Linked DNA regions of Homo sapiens: region 2 is linked to region 1. The links are chromatin loops, found by intact Hi-C in ENCODE. Cell type or tissue: Calu3. All regions are shown on one strand. Each heading gives the region's core, and the rest is flanking DNA. Links, peaks and the distances in the headings are about the cores only.

What was found. Peaks named below come from ENCODE experiments on the same cell type or tissue, not always from the same donor. Only the 100,000 strongest peaks of a DNase experiment are listed, where the experiment ranks them.
Region 2: a loop joins it to region 1, with 11 times the contacts of the local background. A loop is called at or near these places in 23 of 110 quality-filtered maps.

The regions. Positions count from the first base shown.
Region 1 is chr2:108,168,666-108,171,589 of GRCh38, reverse strand. It overlaps LINC01594 (long intergenic non-protein coding RNA 1594), which reads left to right. Exons shown (of 5, transcript NR_131251.1): 4 at 2,004-2,092. Among named protein-coding and RNA genes, the nearest start is that of LINC01594, 48 kb to the left of the region's middle. In Calu3, for the core only: a CTCF peak has its summit at 1,388 (motif pointing right); no DNase peak of the experiment used is centred there.
Region 2 is chr2:107,935,337-107,938,260 of GRCh38, reverse strand. No RefSeq gene overlaps it. Among named protein-coding and RNA genes, the nearest start is that of SLC5A7, 50 kb to the left of the region's middle. In Calu3, for the core only: a CTCF peak has its summit at 1,313 (motif pointing left); a DNase peak (open chromatin) is centred at 1,290.

The DNA of each region.
Region 1 (2,924 bases), core at 91-2,590:
AAGATGGGAATTAGCAAAATCATCTGTAATCCCATTTCACAGATGAAATGCTTCATGTTGATGGGAGGGCAAAGGAGTGTGTGTGTACGTGTGTATGCACAGCCATGTTTGCACACATACACATACACACACAGGTATCCATATATAATTAGCCAAGATGGCTAGCATTAATTTTTTATTAACAAGACCAATCTGGTTGTTCTTAACTAGTAATTCTCCTTTAAGATAGGGAATGTTGTCAATAGAAAGTGTTTTGCCACTGAAAAATTAAAAGGTGATGCAATTTCTGAAAATATATTTCCAAAGAGTGATGTAGAGTCTTCTGTTTTAAGTATTGTTTTGAATGTGCTTGAGGAGGAAGGTGGGTAGTCTCAAAATATCTCTAAGGACCGCCTTGTTCCCTATTCCTCTGTCCCCCTGCCCTCCAGGCAGATGCCACTAATGTGCTATAGGAAAGGCTCCAAAGGGGTCATTAAGAAATGGCAGTTAAGGTTAAAGATGTTTAGAATGTGTTCAAGAGTAAAAATTGATTTGGAGACTTCACTTGGAAGTGTTAATAGCAAAGACTTGGAACCAACCCAAATGTCCAACAATGATAGACTGGATTAAGAAAATGTGGCACATATACACCATGGAATACTATGCAGCCATAAAAAATGATGAGTTCATGTCCTTTGTAGGGACATGGATGAAATTGGAAATCATCATTCTTAGTAAACTATCACAAGAACAAAAAACCAAACACCGCATGTTCTCACTCATAGGTGGGAATTGAACAATGAGAGCACATGGACACAGGAAGGGGAACATCACACTCTGGGGACTGTTGTGGGGTGGGGGGAGGGGGGAGGGATAGCTTTAGGAGATATACCTAATACTAAATGACGACTTAATGGGTGCAGCACACCAGCATGGCATACGTATACATATGTAACTAACCTACACATTGTGCACATGTACCCTAAAACTTAAAGTATAATAAAAAAAAATTATCTTAAGCCAGAGAGGCAGGCTCCAAGCACTATAATGCCCCAAAGGAGGATCTGCTCAGGACAGAGAAAGCACAACTAAGGATTAGCGCCTCTTACAGAAAATGCTTGGGAACACCATCTCTCCCTTCATCATCAACCAGGCATGCAGCCTGCCCAGGTGGTCTGAGCTGGGGACTGGCCATGCCTTCTGCTGTCCTGTGCTATTTAAAATAAAGAGACATAAAAAGAAGGCAGATGCATGTATGCAACCATCAGAGGTTGAAATGTGGCAGCTGATACAATGATCTTACTCTGGGTTTGCTGTATTTTTGTTTAATCGTAAATAGGAGTAGGAGAGAAATTCCCATGCCGGGACTCAAAATAGCAGTTACTTTCAAAGCTGTTACTGTTTTCTCTCAGTAGATGGCACTGTTTTGAATAACTACATTTTGGTTGAGTTCAATTGGAAAAGTGAACAGAATAAGGCTTCTTTGAATGAAGAAGAATGCATTGTCATGAACTCCAAAGCTTTGCTACCAAAGATAGAAATAGCATGGTAGCAAAAGTATGTTTTCTAGCTCCTAAATCAGCACTATTCTATAGAAATATATTGGGAGCTACATATATATTTTTAAAGTTTTAAGAAGTAACATTGAAATAAGTAACATAAAAGGTGAAATTACTTTTAATAAAGTATTTCCTTTAACCCAATATATCAAAAATATTAAAAATTCCACATGTAATCAATAATACAATTTTTAATGAAATATTTTGCATTCAGATGACTAGCATTTCAAGTCCTCAATAGCCAGTAGCTAATATGATATTATACTACTCAATCTGGCTGGTTACTCCTCTTTTCCTCCCTTCTTTCCTGAAAAGAAGTGTGATTTTCCAGAATAACTGGCCTGAACAGACTCCATGTTTGCACTTTTTAAGAGTAAATTGTTGTGTGGAATTTCATCCTTGCTAAAGTAGGGTATTTGACCTTGCAAAAAGATGTATGTACTAATGCCACTTTTGGTCCTATAGAAGACTACAATGCCAGCATCTGGGATAACTACTAGAATGTTCTCTGCCATCCACTAAGCATTGAATCCCTCCAGACACTGTTACAACAGGTAAGAGTCATCCTTGTATTTATAAAAAAGATGAATTAAGCGAAAAGTTTGAAGAGACACCATGTGACTTGCATCTTTCTCCATCCGTTTCTCTCCATTTAGTCCATTCAATTGACATTTGTAAAGTTCCAAACTGCTTCCCAAAATTTGTCATGTGCTGAAGATGCACAAAAGAAAAAGGTTGCTTCCCATAAGATCACAGTGCTATGGGGGAGTGGACAGATAAGCAGACAATTACACAGAATGGCATAAATGCTATTAAAACATGTTCAAGATATAATAAGAGTTAAGAAAATGCACATACTTTCAGATAGAGGGTGCTTGTGTTAGGAGGTGGGGAAGTGGGGTAAGCTTTCAGAAGGGTTTGGTGTCTGAGCTGAGTCATTGAAGGACGAGTAGGGCCACAGGACTCGGAAGATGGCATGTTCAGTTCAGGGAGGGTGAGGATGCACCAGGTAAGGCCAGCATAAGCACTGCCTGGAGGTGTGAGAGGATGTGGTATGTTTAGAGAACTACAAGTAATTGAGGTTTTCTGGTGTGTATAAAGCAGCAAGAGATGGACGATGCCTGGATCATCAAAGGCCTTGTATTTTATGCCAAGGCATTAAATTCAATATTGAAGACCAAAAGGATTAAGTAATTTTTATTAGAGGAATGATATGGGTAGATTTCAATTTCAGAAAACTCACAGTACCTTTGGTGTGGAGAATGGAATTGAAGGGAGCAGGATGAGGTATGGAGACTCAGGTTTTGGGCTTTTAGCAGCAACTCTAGGAGGAATTATGAGAGCCTGACATACAGCAGTAGCCACAGGGATGATTCCTCTTGTATT
Region 2 (2,924 bases), core at 175-2,674, 230 kb after region 1:
CACTCTGGTGTTTGGGTTTCTGTCTTTTGTTTTTAGGCTTGAAGTTTGAGATATGTGTGGCTTCACTCACATGCCATATTGTAGAAATCTCTGTGAGGGGTCTTTTTTGCCTGGACATATTTGAAACATCACCTCAGAACTTGTTAGGAATGCAAATTCTAGGGCCTCCCCACCAACCTCCTAAATCAGAAATACTGACTAAAACACAATCAGCAGCAGACTGCAAATTCTCTAAGCCTCCATGCTGCAAAGGCTCTGCCCAGGAAGAGTGGGCAGGAACTACCAGTCTCTCCCTCCCTTGGAGGGAGAAGGAGGATATAGGAATCTCATTCTAGTTCCTCCTTTCTCTGTAGAGCAGTACTGGGTTTACAGAAAAATTAAGCAGATTGTAGAGAACATTCCCATTTTCCCCTGTTATTAACTTGCCTTAGTGTGGTACATTTGTCTGAATTAATAAACTGATATTGATACATTATTAACTAAAGTCTACAAGTCACCTTAGGGTTTACTCTTTTTGTTGTACAGTTTTATGGGTTTTAGCGAAGGCATAATGTCAAATATCCATCAACACAACATCATATAGAACATAAAACTTTCATTAAAATTTGAAGACCACAACGTTTCCCTAAATAAAATAAATTAGACATATGAAGTTGTTAATCACCATTAAATGCCTTGAGAAACAAAATAGAGTTCAGGAAGTAAGATCACTTACAGATTTACAATAGTTTACTCTTCAAAGAGACAATACGAATACACACTGCATTCAAAAAGTTCAAATTTACCAATTAAACGTAGGCTGGAAGCAGATAAAATTTATTTAACTAATTTGCTTTGACCAAATATCAAACAAAATAATAGTCTTGGGTCTTCCAGCTTGATTGAAGATGAAACTCCCAGTTTTAGTCTGTGAAACAAAAATCAGATCCTTTTCAAAAACAAGCTTTTTAATGTTAATTGTGAAACATTATTTGTAAGAATTTTCACATTAAATAACATGACCTTGCCATGCTAGCTCGAGTTCGTTAACTCACACAGCAGAAACATTCATGGAAACAGCTTCAAATTCCTACCAGCTCTCAGCAAGTCCTCCAGATCACCCAGTCTCATATCCTTACCCCAAAGAATGAACAAGTATACTCTGCTGACATTAAGAGAATCCCTAATTGCTCCTATGAATAGTGAATTATCAATAGGATGTAATCAAGGGGATTCTGATTTTCTAGCCACTTGTTTTAAATTGTTTGTTGGGGGAGGGGGCAAAAAAGAAAAAAGGTATCACGTCGCCCTCTGCTGGTGAACCCACATAATTAATGAAAACAGGTTAAGATTTGGGAAAGATAAAATATTTTACTACTGTTTACTAAATCAAAGGTCCTGGGTGGTTCCACTTAATTATGTGAAGATAAGTTTAAATCTTGACATAATTTTATTATATTTATTTTAAATTTTATTGCTTAGCTTTTGTATAGTCTATTTTTAATGAAAGCAAGGCCATCACAAACAACTACCCCAGGTTGGCATCGTTGGGTGTATAAAGGAAAAGAAGGTTTTTCCCATTCTGTCTCAAATCATGTGATCTGGCTTTGTAGATTAGCAAAGTCTTGAGCACTACTTGAAATTGACTTGAGAGACTCAGAGGTATGAAGAAAATACTTCAGCATCAACTGTCAGATAAGGCCACAAGCTCTCTTAGTAACAGCAACACAGTATGAATTTAGCAAATCACTTATTGTCTCTTGGTCTGTATTTTCTCATTTATAAAAAAATGAGTTAGAAGGCCTAGCAGATCTCTAGGTTTTAAAAGATTGTAAATCCATAGTTTTTTATTTTATTTTATTTATTTATTTATTTATTTTTTTGAGACGGAGTCTCGCTCTGTCGCCCAGGCTGGAGTGCAGTGGTGCGATCTCGGCTCACCGCAAGCTCCACCTCCCGGGTTCACGCCAATCTTCCTGCCTCAGCTTCCCGAGTATCTGGGACTACAGGCGCCTGCCACCACGCCTGGCTAATTTTTTGTATTTTTAATAGAGACGGGGTTTCACCGTGGTCTGGATCTCCTGACCTCATGATCCTCCCGCCTCGGCCTCCAAAAGTGCTGGGATTACGGGCATGAGCCACCGCACCTGGCCCATCGTTTTCTATTTTTAAAATTTTAAGTATACATTTAATGAAAAGCGTAAGCTCCCCCCCAACTTTTTTTTTTTTGGACGGAGTCTCGCTCTGTCACCAGGCTGGAGTGCAGTGGTGCGATCTCGACTCACCGAAACCTCTGCATCTCGGGTTCAAGAGATTCTCCTGCCTCAGCCTCCCGAGTAGCTGGGATGACAGGCACGCACCACCACGCTCAGCTAATTTTCTTTTTTTTTTTCTTTTAGTAGAGATGGGATTTCACCATGTTAGCCAGGATGGTCTCGATCTCCTGGACCTCGTGATCAGCCCGCCTTGGCCTCCCAAAGTGCTGGGATTACAAGCATGACACACCGCGCCCGGCCAGCCCTCTCTTTTAAAGAACTGTTTCCCCTTTGCTCAGCCCCACTTAGAAACAGGTGGAGCAGCGTGTTCCCTTCATAAGCCACCAAGAAGACCGCAAGCTCAGACTCAGGGAGAGCAGAAGGAGGCCCATCCCATGCTCTGGGAACAAACAGTGCTGTCAGAGGGTGGGTCCCATAGAATTTTGTGAATTTGCTGGTCTCTCTCCGGTCCTGTACAGACACATTTCCTTGTGTTACCACATTGGCCTATAAGAAGCTGCCCACCTTCCTCCTGTCAAACTTTAACTCTCTAATCATCCCTTTTGAATCAATTTTCAAAAAAAATACCAAAGGTCAGTAAAAGATACCACTATCCCTCCAGGTTATCTCCCAAATACCCAGGAATCAACTGAAAATCATTCTGTCTCTCATATCTGCACCATATTGCTC